Regions from separate parts of the Homo sapiens genome. Here all the other regions are linked to region 2. The links are chromatin contacts, found by Hi-C or POLR2A ChIA-PET in ENCODE. All regions are on one chromosome and are shown on one strand. Each heading gives the region's core, a stretch centred on a gene start or an enhancer-like site at or near the end of the contact. The rest is flanking DNA. Distances are from core to core; before and after follow the strand shown.

Evidence for each region. A loop is a pair of places that touch in the nucleus more often than their neighbours do. ChIA-PET counts read pairs that join two places held with the same protein, here RNA polymerase II (POLR2A). Pooled maps may share reads with other maps.
Region 1: a map of testis shows a loop between it and region 2 (5-fold over the local background). The contact joins two enhancer-like sites. A Hi-C loop is called at or near these places in 5 of 168 maps with a recorded cell type or tissue (ascending aorta, heart left ventricle, left cardiac atrium and 2 more), 1 of 37 single-sample maps with no recorded cell type and 5 of 50 pooled maps. POLR2A ChIA-PET finds 5 or more read pairs at or near these places in 1 of 52 experiments (IMR-90).
Region 3: a loop to region 2 is called in a map of cardiac septum, with 2.6 times the contacts of the local background. The contact joins two enhancer-like sites. A Hi-C loop is called at or near these places in 2 of 168 maps with a recorded cell type or tissue (aorta and cardiac septum) and 5 of 50 pooled maps. POLR2A ChIA-PET finds 5 or more read pairs at or near these places in 3 of 52 experiments (PC-9, WTC11 and activated B cell).

Annotation. Positions count from the first base shown.
Region 1 is chr18:59,052,341-59,056,990 of GRCh38, reverse strand. It overlaps the pseudogene OACYLP. Among named protein-coding and RNA genes, the nearest start is that of SEC11C, 85 kb to the left of the region's middle. Within about 2 kb of position 1,875, at least 7 of the 41 ENCODE cell types and tissues checked have a DNase peak (open chromatin) inside an H3K27ac peak, as active enhancers do.
Region 2 is chr18:58,845,320-58,849,706 of GRCh38, reverse strand. No RefSeq gene overlaps it. Among named protein-coding and RNA genes, the nearest start is that of ZNF532, 17 kb to the left of the region's middle. RefSeq lists enhancers at 1,462-2,274, 2,275-3,087, 3,088-3,900. Within about 2 kb of position 2,011, at least 12 of the 41 ENCODE cell types and tissues checked have a DNase peak (open chromatin) inside an H3K27ac peak, as active enhancers do.
Region 3 is chr18:58,989,964-58,994,921 of GRCh38, reverse strand. No RefSeq gene overlaps it. Among named protein-coding and RNA genes, the nearest start is that of ZNF532, 130 kb to the right of the region's middle. Within about 2 kb of position 3,366, at least 9 of the 41 ENCODE cell types and tissues checked have a DNase peak (open chromatin) inside an H3K27ac peak, as active enhancers do.

The DNA of each region.
Region 1 (4,650 bases), core at 626-3,125, 210 kb before region 2:
CACACATGCGCTTCCTATGGCACGAAAGGCTGGAAATCCTGACCATCAGAGGTACTTCCTGCTTTTGAGAGGCCCTGCTTTTGAGAGGCTGATGAGTGGCAGGGAGAGCGGGGCTGGGGCTGGAGGACCTGAGGCAGCCTCGGTCTTGACCATCCATTAGTTGTGCCACACCGGGCAGGGCCTTGAGCTTGAGTTTCCTGGTCTAGACAGGAACAGTAATCGCATCCTCGCCTGCCCACCCTGAGGCTTACTATGCAGCTCAAAAGGAGTCCATGCCTGGGAACGTCCCTTGTCATCTATGAAACCCGATATGGATACAAGTGGTGGTTGATTTGGGAGAGAGGACTGTCAAAGGCAGGGTGGGACACGGGGTGGACCCACTCCAAGCACAGGGGAGAGAGGATCGAGAAGGAGGATGGTATGGTTTGGATCTTTGTCCCTGCCCATATCTCATGTGGAATTGTAATCCCCAGTGTTGAAGTGGGGCCTGATAGGAGGTGACTGGATCGTGGGGATGGATTTCCCCCTTGCTGTTCTTGTGATAGTGAGTGAATTCTCATGAGATCTGGCTGTTTAAAAGTGTGTAGCACCTCCCCGCTTTGCTCTCTTCCTCCTGCTCCCACCATATTAAGATGTGCCTGGTTCCCCATCTGCCCTGATTGTAAGTTTCCTGAGGCCTTCCCAGAAGCAGAAGCCTGCACAGCCTGCAGAACCATGAGTCAATTAAACCTCTTTTCTTTATAAATTACCCAGTCTCAGGTAGTTCTTTATAGCATGTGAAAACGGACTAATGCAGAGGGGGAACCAGGCACGCCTTCAACTGAGGAGCAGAGCCTGAGACAAATGTCCGGGTGCAGGTAGTTCACGTGGGTGTAGGAATGAGGGATAGGGTAGGAGAACAGGGAAGCAGGGAAAACCAATACCAGGATGTGCTATCAAGGTGGCCAATGCTCAGTTCTTCCAGAATGTTCCACAGGGCCATATGAAATGTACCTTAAAACTGTCCTGTGAGATGAAAGACAGAAGGATTTTCCCACTGTCTTCTATCTCAAATGGGTTAAGGATGGTCCCACACAAATTAATTCCTCCACACTTTGGGACCGTGCATGTATAAGACTAGGATGTTTCCTGAAGCACCCAGAGTGAGGCGCTGTCTGGTTGTACCTGCTCCGAAGTGTGAGGGTTGGGATTAAGAGGATCCACAGTGGTGTGGAAGAAATGTCAAACACAAGTGCGAGACCATCCAGGCACAGCCTGACCTGGAAAATGCCTTTGACAATGCAATTCTGCTAGTGAAAGTTGCCATGGCTGTTCATGAGGAAGGGATGAGATAGATACTATTCAGTTATCAAGTGATACAGGGAGAAAATTATTTTCAGCCAGAGTACCAATGTTAGTGTAATATTTGGAAAGAAGGATGAATTCTAGCTCCATGATGCTATGATTGATTACTAATGTCTGCTATGAGGGTAAGCAGGGGGTTATGGTAATAATGCTGTATGTATATTTACTATGACTTCTGCCAGACCCCTTAGCTCTTCTCTCCTTGAATTACTGAGCTCCAGAAAGACCTGATTCCACTGGCATTCCATGGAATTATATTCTCTAAAGGAAGAAAAGCCCTACTTTTATATTTCCCTCCACTTATAAGCTAAATCTTGTTGCATAGTCACAAGTTTGGACAGTGTGGGTTTTCAGCTGAAGGACTGAAATCCACCTTCCACGACAGCCTTTGGGAAAGATGCTGACACGGGGCCAGTGCTCCTCAGTCACAAGGACACTCACATGGGTTCCCAGGCAAGTCTAGAGTGCGGAGGCATAAGAACTCAGTGTCCTAGGTAAGTGGTAGTCAGGCCATCCAATAAAAACCCACAGCCACCCGAGTAAATATGTGTTTAACTCCCTGGGGGACTTGAGCCCAGTCCCTGGCACCTACTTCCAAGATCAGTATCTCCACCACAGACTCCACAAGTCTCTTCCAGCTAGCACCATTTCAACTAAACTCATAAATCTTCCTGACATTGAATGTTATGGGCTGAATTATGTCCCCAACAAAGTCCTATGTTGAAATCCTAACCCCCAGTAATTCAGAGTGTGACTGTATTTGAAGATAGAGTCTTTAAAGCAATAATTAACATTAAACGAGGTCATTGGGGTGGGCCTTAATCCAATATGACTGTGTCCTTATAAGAAGAGGAAACTTGGACACAGAAGGAAGAACATGTGAAGACTCAGATGTTTTGTTTTATTATTAATATTCCATTCTGGCAACAGTTAAATTGGATGACTAGAGGACTGAATATTGATGTTCCCTCTACGGAAAGTGATTTATCATTATGATTCAAGAGCGTAAAAGACATTCATGCCCTTTGACCTATTAATTCCCCTCAAAGATATATGTTGTAGAGAAGTATCAAAGTTGGAGACAAATGGTTTCCATGAAAATATTTATCAAGCCATTATTTATGAATGCATAACATTGGAAATAATCCCAGTATTAAACAATAGAAGGTATACATAAATTATATAGTTAGTTCATGGAATGGAATGTTATGCAGACATTTAAATTATGTTGCTTTAAAAATAAAATAATATAGGGAAATGCATGTGTCATAAAACTATTGAAAGAAAGATACCAAGGTGTATATACAGAATGCTTTCATGTATCAAAAGCAGGGCACAGCCTGGGCAACACGGCAAGACCTCATCTCTTTACAGAAGGTAAAAAATTAGCAAGGTGCAGTGGTCCATGCCTGTTACTCGAGAGGTTGAGGCAGGAGAATCGTTTGAGCCCAGGAGTTGGAGGCTGCAGTGAGCTATGATGGCACCACCGCACTATAGCAGCCTGGGTGACAGAGTGAGACCCTCATCTCTTTAAAAAAAAAAAAAAAAAAAAAAAACTGGGCAGAAAAAATATCAGAAGGATAAGCCCCAAAATATTAGCAGCAAATTCTCCTTCCCTTGACTGACAAAGTGGAACTGGGGTGATTATTCCCCCCTCTCTTAACTCCTAATGTTTTCCAATGTTTCTTAAATTGAACATATATTTTAACACAAAGAACAATAAATTTTTAAAATATGGCATGAATAATCCACAACTACAAGTCTCTCCATGAATTATTGAGGCCTTAAGGTGTTTCTAAAACTAACAAAAATTAAGGTGATAAATATCCAATGTGGGAAAGCTGGTGCACCGATACATGGCTGAGGGCGTTGTAAATTACTTCACTCTTTCTGGAGAGCAATCTCACAATATGTGACAAGTGCCACAGAATTGTTCCTACCCTTTGACCTAGCAATTCCAGTTGGAAATCTGCCCCTGTGAAAATAACTAAGAGAAAAAGTAGTGTGTTCAAAGGCATGCATTGCAGTGACATTTATAATCATGAAAAATTGGCCACAATCTAGATACCCAACCATAAAAATGGTAGATAAACCCTAAAACTGCCAAGTATGCAGGTTATGTCAATATGTGGCAATGTTTATAAGAACAGTTAAATGGAAAAAGCTGAGCACTAGATATTACATGCACACACTGATTGTAACTCTGCAAAACACACACTGACTGGCGTAGGATCAATGTTGGAAAAGAATGCAGAAGAAGGCAGACCGTAGAGGATTTGGTATTTACTTTTCTGTAAAGTTTCCTAGATTTTAAAAAGCAGCTCTGCACGGAACTGGGATACTTTCTGAGGGTTTTGTGAAAGAGGGCACATGAGGAGAAAAGCTTGTCCCAATCAGACTCACTTTACATGGATGAAGATAATCACTGGTGTGGTGAGGTGGAACTGGAAGTCATTGGCAAGGTACCAGGTCCAGCCATTGCACTGAAAAGAGAGCAGCAAAGGTCACTCTTCCTTCATTTACCAGTTCTGCTCCACACTCTCCACCTGCCTGGACTAGGAGGAAGAATTTAGTAGGTGGGTGGGGCGAATTTCCATGGGAAGACAAAGGAAATTGAGTTAGAGATATTCATATTTCACATCCCTCATCTTGAGCCTTGTACCAAGCCTGGATGGTGGGTATTATTGCTGCCATTTTACAAAATGGAGATTCAGACAAATTTTCTCTTTTGTTTAAAAAAGCAAAATGATCATAGCCCATCTCCTAGGACAGTTGTGGGAAATGAACTCTGTCATGTTACGGGAATGTAAGAGTTTCTCATCATTATGGTGCGGTTGGAAGTCAGAGGGGTCAACGTTTTTCTCTTTTCTTTGCCTCTCCCCATGCCCCAACTCTAGGTGGAAAGAACATGTTCATTTAGAACCAGGGCTTGGCTCCAGATGATGTTTTGTGGAGAACCCCAGAGTTCCCATGGATGATTGACATGGTCAAAATGAGTTCCACAGACAGTCCATGCTTGTGCCAGATGAGATGGTTACCAGTATTTTTTTCGTCAATGTGAGGAAGCGCCTGGGGGCAATTCTCTCCAAAGGGCCCTGGCACCTCTGCTTTCAAGGATCTAAGGTGGGCTCTACCTCAAAAAGGCCACTGGCTGGTATCCTTGCCACTGCTTCCTGCAAGTGGCCCAAATCAGTTTGCATCAGGGAAAACAGCCCAGATTATCCCCTGGGTACCCCATCACAGACAAGCGGGCCCTACCTGCAGGCAGGTAGCTGGTGATGCAAGCCTGTCCATATGGCTGGGCCT
Region 2 (4,387 bases), core at 762-3,261:
CTGGCGCCCTGATGTGTTGCATACTCCTGGATTTGGAGTTTGAACTTGAAAGCCCTGAGTCATCGCAGTCCTTTACCTCTTCCTCCAGGCGCCAGTTTTATTTTGTTTTTTTAAATATATATTTTTTAGAGTCCCACTATGTTGCCCAGGCCAGACTCAAACTCTCAAACTCCTGGGCTCAAACGATTCTCCCTCTTCAGCTACCTGAATAGCTGGGATTACCATATTCCAATTTTTTTTTTTTTTTTGAAACAGAGTTTTGCTCTTGTTGCCCAGGTTGGAATACAATGGCATGATCTCGGCTCACTGCCACCTCCGCCTCCCAGGTTCAAGTGATTCTCCTGCCTCAGCCTCCTGAATAGCTGGGATTACAGGCGCCCGCCACCACGCCCAGCGAATTTTATGTATTTTTAGTAGAGACGGGATTTCAACATGTTGGCCAGGCTGGTCTTGAACTCTTGACCTCAGGTGATCCGCCCGCCTCAGCCTCCCAAAGTGCTAGGATTACAGGTGTGAGCCACCATGCCTGGCCCCATATTCCAATTTTTATTGAGCCTGTGGACCCCTATCTCCTAAACACTCCATAGCTCTTAGGATAAAATCCTAAGACTTTAGGATTTACTCAGCCCTCCAAAGTCCAGCCCTGGCTTACCTCCCCAGCCTCTTTGGCCCAAATCCCCTGGCAAGCAACATTCCTATAGTTCCTCAGTGTCTCTTTGGTTGGAAGAAAGACTTTCTTGCCTGGAGGCCTTTGCATCAGGGCGGTCCCTTAACTATCACTCAGATCCTCCCCCTCTGCCTGGCTAACTCTTACTCACCATTTGCGTTATAGCTTAGAGCCCACTTCCTCCTGGGAGCTGTGGAGACCTCTACACTGGTTAGGTCCTCCTGATGGGAGCTCCAGTCAGCTCAGAATTTCGCAAGTTGTTGGCATTTATCCCCCAGCCCTGGGATTGCTTTATTTGTCTCTATCCCTCACAGAGTAGATTACAGGCTCCCTGAGGGCAGGACCTCCTGTGTCTGGTTCACCATTACTTCCCCAAAGAGTAGCACAGTGCCGGAGGCACCCTGCAGGAGTGACAGGAATCACAGGTAAAGTTTATTCATTCACCCACTGAACACATTTATCGAGTGCCTGCTAGACACCATACACTATGGTACTCAAGCTTTTCTCATTTAATCCTTCTTCAAGGATTACTTTATTTCATCTTCATAACGAGACACCGAAAAACCCAGTTCATAGATTCGGAAAATTAGATGGAGGTTCTTCTGTGTAAAAAAATTAGCTGGGCCAGGCGCGGTGGCTCACAACTGTAATCCCATCACTTTGGGAGGCCAAGGCGGGTGGATCACCCAGGGTTAGGAGTTTGAGACCAGCCTGGCCATCATGGTGAAACCCTGTCTCTACCAAAAATACAAAATTAGCCAGGCGTGGTGGCGTGTGTCTGAAGTTCCAGCTACTCAGGAGGCTGAGACAGAATTGCTTGAATCCAGGAGGCGGAGGTTGCCCTCCAGCCTGGGTGACAGACTGATACTCCGTCTCAAAAAAAAAAAAAAAAAAAAAAAGCCTAAGGTCACAGTAGGAAGCCTTTGTTGAATGAACACGCGAATGGATGCACCGAGGTCGGGGTTGGGAATATCCGGATTAAGATACCACTGAAGAATTAAGGTTATGTGCCTCCTTAGAGGTGAACTATTAAAAAATCTAATGTAAAAGGCCTGAGATGGGCAAAGTCCCCTTAGGAGACAAAGCCTGCCGGCCAAGGCAAGCCTAGACAGTAATCTAATTGAAGGTATTAGCATATCTAAAGAAAGAATGTGTCAATCACAAGGGGGGGTCGGTGAGTTTAGAACCTGGGAAAATACACTACAGTCGGAATCCTGCTTTGACCGTGAGGAACCCAGAACCTTTCCCCGCGGGAGGTGCCAGCTGATGTGGCAGGTGTATCCCCGCGTGGGGAAGGACGCAGCCGCCAGCTGAACCGCCGCCTACCGCCCCCGCTCCCTCTCCCGCGGAGCTGGCGACCCGATTGCAATTCCGCTTCCGCCGACAGAAACTGCCTAATAATAGCTCCCTTGTGTTTGTCTGCACCCCGGCTAGGCACTTGCCTACAGCCTAAGTTGCATTTCGGCCTCACACAGCCCAGTCTCCAACTGGGGAAGCTTGCAGAGCTAGAAGGCACGTCCAAGGTCAAATTGCAGACCGGAAAGGGAAGAGCTGGAATGGCCCAGCTCCAGGTGCGGGATCAGCTGGCCACCCCTTGCCTGTCCCGCCCATACGAGCATGCTTGGGACTCTTGGTAGAAATTAACTAAATGGGCCTTGCGGTGTAGGCCCCTGCCTTTTGCGGGCTGATTTCAGGTCCGCCTTCCTTGCGATGCAAGTCATCTCAGTATGTGAAGGTTGAAACTAATCCACTTCGGGAGTCCTCCTGCGGCCCCAGCTCCTCCCGCCCGCTGAGCTACTCCGCAAGTCACAGAGATGCTCCTGTCCCTCCAGGCCTTTCCTGCTCCCCCAACCCTGCCGTCCTGCCAGTTCTCCCTTAAAAACTAACATCTTGCAAGGGACTGAAGGGAAAAGAAACAAACGGTTGCTCTCCTCAAACCATTGAACAAAACAGATTACTTAAAACCCTGTTACAATTTTGCCAGTGAAAGGAGCAGCCCATTAGTAATTAGGGTAGGACAATCCCGCAACCCAGCACTGACCCTGGCAAAGGTGGCACTTCACCCCAGGTGCTTGGAAGAGACAGGGATCTGAAGGCATGGATCTGCCAATGTATAGCCATGTGACCTTGGAAAAAGTTTTGTTTGTTTGTTTGTTTTTTGAGACGGAATCTTGCTCTGTCGCCCAGGCTGGAGTGCAGTGGTGCGATCTCGGCTCACTGAAAGCTCCGCCTCCCGGGTTCACGCCATTCTCCTGCCTCAGCCTCCCGAGTAGCTGGGACTACAGGCGCCTGCCACCACGCCCAGCTAATTTTTTTTTGTATTTTTAGTAGAGACGGAGTTTCACTGTTAGCCAGGATGGTCTCGATCTCCTCACCTCGTGATCCGCCTGCTTCGGCCTCCCAAAGTGCTGGGATTACAGGCCTGAGCCACCGCGCCCAGCGGAAAAGGTTTTGCCATTGTATAGCCATGTGACCTTGCAAAATTCCTGAAACTGGAGGGCCTGAGAGGTCAAAGAAAGCGTCAAGGTTTTCCCTCTCTTCAAGAGCAGAGTAGGCTTAGAAGAAACAGCAAAGCATTTTAGCCTATGCACGGATAGGCACCCCGAGGCATGCTTTAGACATTTCCCACCTCGTTCTTTACAGACAGGACTTCAGGGACAAGAGGTCAGTACAGTAAGAAAATGCTGCATGAACGTTGTGACCTGCATTGTTCTTTCCCATCTCTCTGCCCTCCCTTGCTCTTCAAACACGCGCCAATGCCTCATTAAAGACTGCAAACCATCCCATTAGGTGCAAATGCATGGAAACATATTCATGATTATTCAAATGAATCCTTGTAAAATAATCAGTATTGTCTGCATAAATATTCATCATCACTGGGCTAATCACTACGCAATCTCACGAGGGTGTGGCCCTGTAATCCTGCACCCTTTTGCCCTCTCCTTCCTCCTCCCTTTGTCTGAGACTCTTTTTTTCTCCACTCCTAAGCCTCCTAAGGTTTTCCTAGGTCTTCAAGATCTCATTCAGGGTAAAGATATTTCTGGTTCTGATCTAATGCTTGATGTATTTATCTCTCTTGGAAGATTATTCTACCAGAAGGTGATTTTTTTTTTTCTGCAAAGTGTATCTGACCATGGCTCAACAGCTGCAGATTCTCCGGCATCAATACTTCCTTGATACTAAAAGATTCTCTTCATCGCATGGGCATTGTGGCCAGAGCAGTGTGCTGGGGCCGGGGGAGCACCCAGAAGGATGACACCTTATAGTCTGGTGCAGGATAAAGACAAGGGAGATACGCTCTGCAACAATATGTGGAATAAGGCCAGGCGCGGTGGCTCACGCCTGTAATCCCAACACTTTGCGAGGCTGAGATGAGCAGATCACTTGAGGTCAGCAGTTCAAGACCAGCCTGGCCAACATGGTGAAACCCCTGTCTCTACTGAAAATACAAAAATTAGCTGGGCATGGTGGCACATGCCTGTAGTCCCAGCTACTTGGGAGGCTGAAGCAGGAGAATCGCTTGAACCCCAGAGGCAGTGGTTGCAGAGAGCAGCGATCACACCATTGTAGTCCAGTCTGGGCGACAGAGCGAGACTCTGCCTCAAAAAAAAAAAAAAAAATCAATAGCGGAATGAAATCCACGCAAATAGAAGTACAAGGCAGAAGCCCTGGGAGAACATGGGGGGTTGGAGAGCAGGCACCAGGAGAAGCCTGGAGATG
Region 3 (4,958 bases), core at 2,117-4,616, 140 kb before region 2:
GCCTGGACAACAGAGCAAGACCCTGCCTCAAAAAAAAAAAAGGTACTGAAAGAGTTCCTGGCCTATTATAAATACTCAAGAAATACTACGTATTGTCCTTATATTCTAAATGCCCACTTACATACCTGGCAGATAATGTATATACCAGATATCCTGATAATGTATCTACAAGGGGACATTACAGTATCTGACCTTTTGTAGACCCTTAATAAACAGTAGGTACTGTGGCAATTTAGGATTTTTTTGTTATTGGCTTAAAGAAAAAAACATTAAGGCACACAAGCTGAAATAGTTAACACACTCTCAGGTAAATAGTTCCCTGAAAAAAAATAAAACAGATAATTTTGATCCAAGTTACAAAGGGGCAGCTTTAAAACAAATAATTTTCTAGTAGTCAAAACTAACTCAAAGATGAACTGGGGCTCTTTCAAATGACATCACGGTCTCCAGCCTTGGAGGTGCTCAGCTGTTTGTTGACCACGCATGAAGGCATTAGAGAGATTCAAGCCTTGTACAAATTACCTCTCAGGTCTCTAACTTTGAAATCCTCTGCATCTACCTTCAAAAGTATTTTCAGCCGGGCACAGTGGCTCATGCCTCTAATCCCAGCACTCTGGGAGGCCGAAGCAAGCAGATTTCTTTGAGCTCAGGAGTTCAAGACCAGCCTGGGCAACATGGCGAAACCCCATCTCTACAAAAAACAAACAAAAATACAAAAAGGATTTTTTTTTTTTACCATTAATGTGTTGGTTATTATTAAACACCTCTGAAAGTGTTGTCTAATTGAAGTAGACAATGAAATTTCCATGTAAAAATGAAAGCATCCAACTTGGAATATGTAGATAAATCAACAACTTGTAGGAAGAAGGAAACCGAATTTGGTGCCAGAAACCAGGGTTTAAGTCCTGGCTCTTACAGAAGCAGGTTCAATTTCCCTATCTGTAAAATTATGAACTCAGCCTACTTCACACAGTTGCATTGTAGTATGAACTTAAAGCTCATGATACAGAAACATTTATAGAATCCCGAGTCCTAAATAAATGTTTGTTAGCATTAGAGCTCCCACTGCCAAGTTGCTTTTTGGGTTTTGTTTTGCTTAACCATCTTTCTACCTTAGAAAAGGGTGAGAGAGGGGATTGAAAAAACTAGAGGTTTAGATAATTTGAATGCAGTCTGCTGGTTTCAAATCCACAGTTTGAATCAATGGTGGAAAGAAGATTCAGAGGGGAAAAAAAAAAACAACTTTTAAAAATACAAATAAAACAATATAGTGTAACAAGTTCTTATATCGTATTAGGTGTTGTACGTACTGTAGAGATGATTTAAAGTATAGAGGGGAATGTAGATTATATGCAAATACTAGACCATTTTATATCCAGGAATATCAGTGGATTTTGGTATCCACAGGAAGTGGTTCTGGAACTTTTCCACTGCCAATACCAAGGGAAGTCTGTATGAATGATTAAACAGAAAAATCTCTGAAACTTGGATTTATTCCCGGGTTAGTTGCTGATGTCATGTAGTCACTGAAAGTAAGAATGACATTGCTTTTAGAATTCAGCATTAAATACTTCATCTTTTTTCAAGTGGAGAAAAAATATAATGAGCAGAACCCACCTCCACATTTTAATCATTAGGAATAAAAACCACTTACGATGGTTTAAAAATACTACCTAAATAAAAAAGAAAAAGAGGATCTTACTTCTGGGTAATTAATAGCTCAAGATCCTTCTGTTTGTCCCAACCCCTAAGAAAAAAAAAATTATGACTAATCAAGGCTCAAGGAAGCTCAGTCATTTTACAAAAATATTTTAGGTACCTGTTTTGTTTTTTGTTTTTTGTTTTTTGCAAGCAGTTTGCTGGGCATAAAAATAGGACATGAAAATAAATAATGCCTTCGTTTCCTGAAAGCAGGCCTCTAACGTTTCCGGAAGCAGCAGCAATCAACCGGCTGGTGCTATTATTTATGACACGGTCACTTTATTCAAGTAACTATTAAAAAGGAAAGGGCATTCGGGCTCCCATCACTTGGCAATGGGTTTGAGAAAACAAGGATCAGTTTTGACTGTCCAGAATAAGGATCAAAGGGGAAAATATAACTAATACCCACTGCTCTCAGGCCGCAAAAGGAAGAATGCCTCTTGCAATGAGAGGAAATGGCAGTTTCAGATTAGAAAGCAAGCAGAGAGTTCATGGAAAATCTTAGAACATTCTTCCAGGGGATGGCAGACACTTAGCACATAAGCATATCATGTCAGGCAGTGATAAGTGCCAGGGAGAAAAATAATGGGAAGCGGAGATGGAGAGTGGCAAAGCAGGTGTGTGCTCAGTGGGGTGGGCACATTTCAGTAAGGGAATTGGGGAAGGCTCTCCAGGCGGGGGACTTCTGCATGGACCGGATGTGAAACATGTGAAAAACCCTCATGAGAACTGGGGAAAGAGCATTCCACGAGAAGGAAGAGCATGTGCCAAGGTCCTGTAACAGGAATATGAATCGTGGATAGGAACGAAAAGGAGTGACATGGGAGTAGGGGGAAGTGATAGGAGGTGAGGTTAGATATGGTGACGGGAGCAGGGAGGTCTTCCGGGGCTGGTCTTATAGCAATTGAAAGGCACTCGCTTCCATTTATTTTGGTCTCTTCTGAAACAACAGAGACTGGCATGTTGTTTAGCTGGTGTCTTATTCAGAGGGAACCAAGAGTCTAAACTTTAGGTTCTCCCCATGATGTTGGCACTGCTTGTGTCCAAGACATTCAGTAGTTCCTTAAAGACAAACTGACTTCCCTCACCTTGACAAACAGTTCACAAGTCTACTCTCAATTCAGAGTCACCACGGCCATTGCCACTATGCTGCCATCACGCCACCAGACAAATGGTGTTGAACTGGCCCGCTCCTTTGTATCACCTACTGAAGAGTCGAGCAGGAGCATAGTTTTGGTCATCCCGTGCCTGAAGTTAGGCTGCTGGGAGTCAGGGTGAGTGACCTTCTGGATTCTGCAGTGGGAGGTAAGATCTATCTCTTGCCAAGATTCATACAATGGCAGGTACCCCCAACACTGGAAAGGGAAGTTCAGGTGCTGAACTGGCAAAGTAGAGACATTCATTACTCCTGCTTACAGATGCATCTGTTTCCACCTTGGAAAGGGTGGAAGATGTTGCTCTACTTCCCGTTAACTCTTGTCAACATCACACCATCCTCTCTGATCAGCGGACCTGTGCCTACCTTGTTCTTTTTTAAAAAACAAATAGCATTTGTTCTCCAAAAATAACCAATCCAATTAAGCATGACATGACCTGAAGGTCAGGAAATGACTCATGGACTCAGGGGCGAAACCCACACTTTCTGGAACTGAGTTGGACTTGGAGGTGTGCTATGGTGGACTCTAATTATAGAACTCCCCCGGGTGAAAACATGGTCTTGCCAAGGATTGTATTTGCAAATAGATCTGCCATGGTCATGTAATGTACAGTTCTAACTATAAGAAAAGCTCAAGGATAAAGCAGCTTGCAATAAAATAGCACAGCAAATTTAATAATCAGTTCCCTTAAATACTGGGAAACATTATAAATAGCGCTACGTGATGAGTCAGAACTAACCTCATAAATTGAATTTAGAAACTGGTAAGGAATATCTTCTGGGAAATGTGATTCTGTTTCCTTGCATAAAAATAACCACTAGGGAAAAGGTATAATTCCAGGAGAAACCTGGCAAGGTAATTAGAAAGGGTAAATGTAGAATCTGAAGTACCGTATTCCATTGGAGAGCCTGCCTGTAGGGGACAAAATGCATGTTGACAAAACAGGCATAGAACACGCACTCCTGAAAGTGCATGCCACGTGTCAGTGATCATTATAACCTCCCACTCGGAAACCCAGATCCTTCATCCACCCTTCTTTGTCCTGTTTTGTGCCCAACACACGGACATCTATAGACTATTACTGTGGCTGCCTTGTCATCTAGCTTGTATTTAGCTTTGGCAGGTGGGAGGTGCGGGCAGGAAATCTTTGAGTGTGATGAGAGGGCCTCCTGGTGATTCCGCTCCCCACACCTTCCTGGCTTCACTGTGGCTCTGGCAGTGGCTCTTCCTGAGTGCCCTTTTCCCACAGCTCCAGCTTCCACCCCTACTCAGGCTTCTCAGGCCTTGTTCCAGCACACAGCTCTGTGTATAGTCCCTTCCTTAATTTCTTGAAAGTTAAACCTTTTGCAGTGTGCTGCACTGCATTCTGCTGGGACCTTAATTGAAACAGGATCTAGGGTACCCCCAAATCTAGATTTCCAAAGAAGGCAGCAAATATAAATGAGCAAATGCCTAGAAAAATGTAGGCTAAGATCATTAAAGTTTTATCCAATGTATTGAATCGTTACTAAAACATTCAAAATCCATTGGGACTGTGAAGAAAAAATGGATGTGAAAAGAAAATACTCTGAAAAGACTGAGAGTAGCCTAGTCTCAAATTCAGCCTTATACTCAAACCATGTGAACTGAGGCTGGGCTGTTCAGAATGGGTTGATTGGGGGTAACAGTGACTATAGAATGACAACTGGCTACTCCAGAAACTTCTAGTAGCATGAAGAGAGACTTTTCACAGAAATATGGGCATTTCTTGCTATAAATTTCCCTCTTGGAATGGCTTCTGCTGCATCCCATAGGTGTTTGGTACATAGTTGCTATTTGTCTCAAGATTTTTTTGATTTTCTTTTTTATTTCTTCTTTGACCCATGTTGTTTAATTTCTACTTATTTGTGAATTTTCCAAGATTTCTCCTGTTACTGATTTCAAGTTTCACACCATTGTGGTCAGAAAAGATACTTAAGGTAATTTTGATCCCCTGAAATTTGTTTAGATTTGTATTGCAGCCAAACATATGATCCATCCTGGAGAAAGTTCTGTGTGTACTTGAGAAAAATGTGTATCCTGTTGCTGTTGGATGGGATGTTCTGTATATGTCTGTCAGGT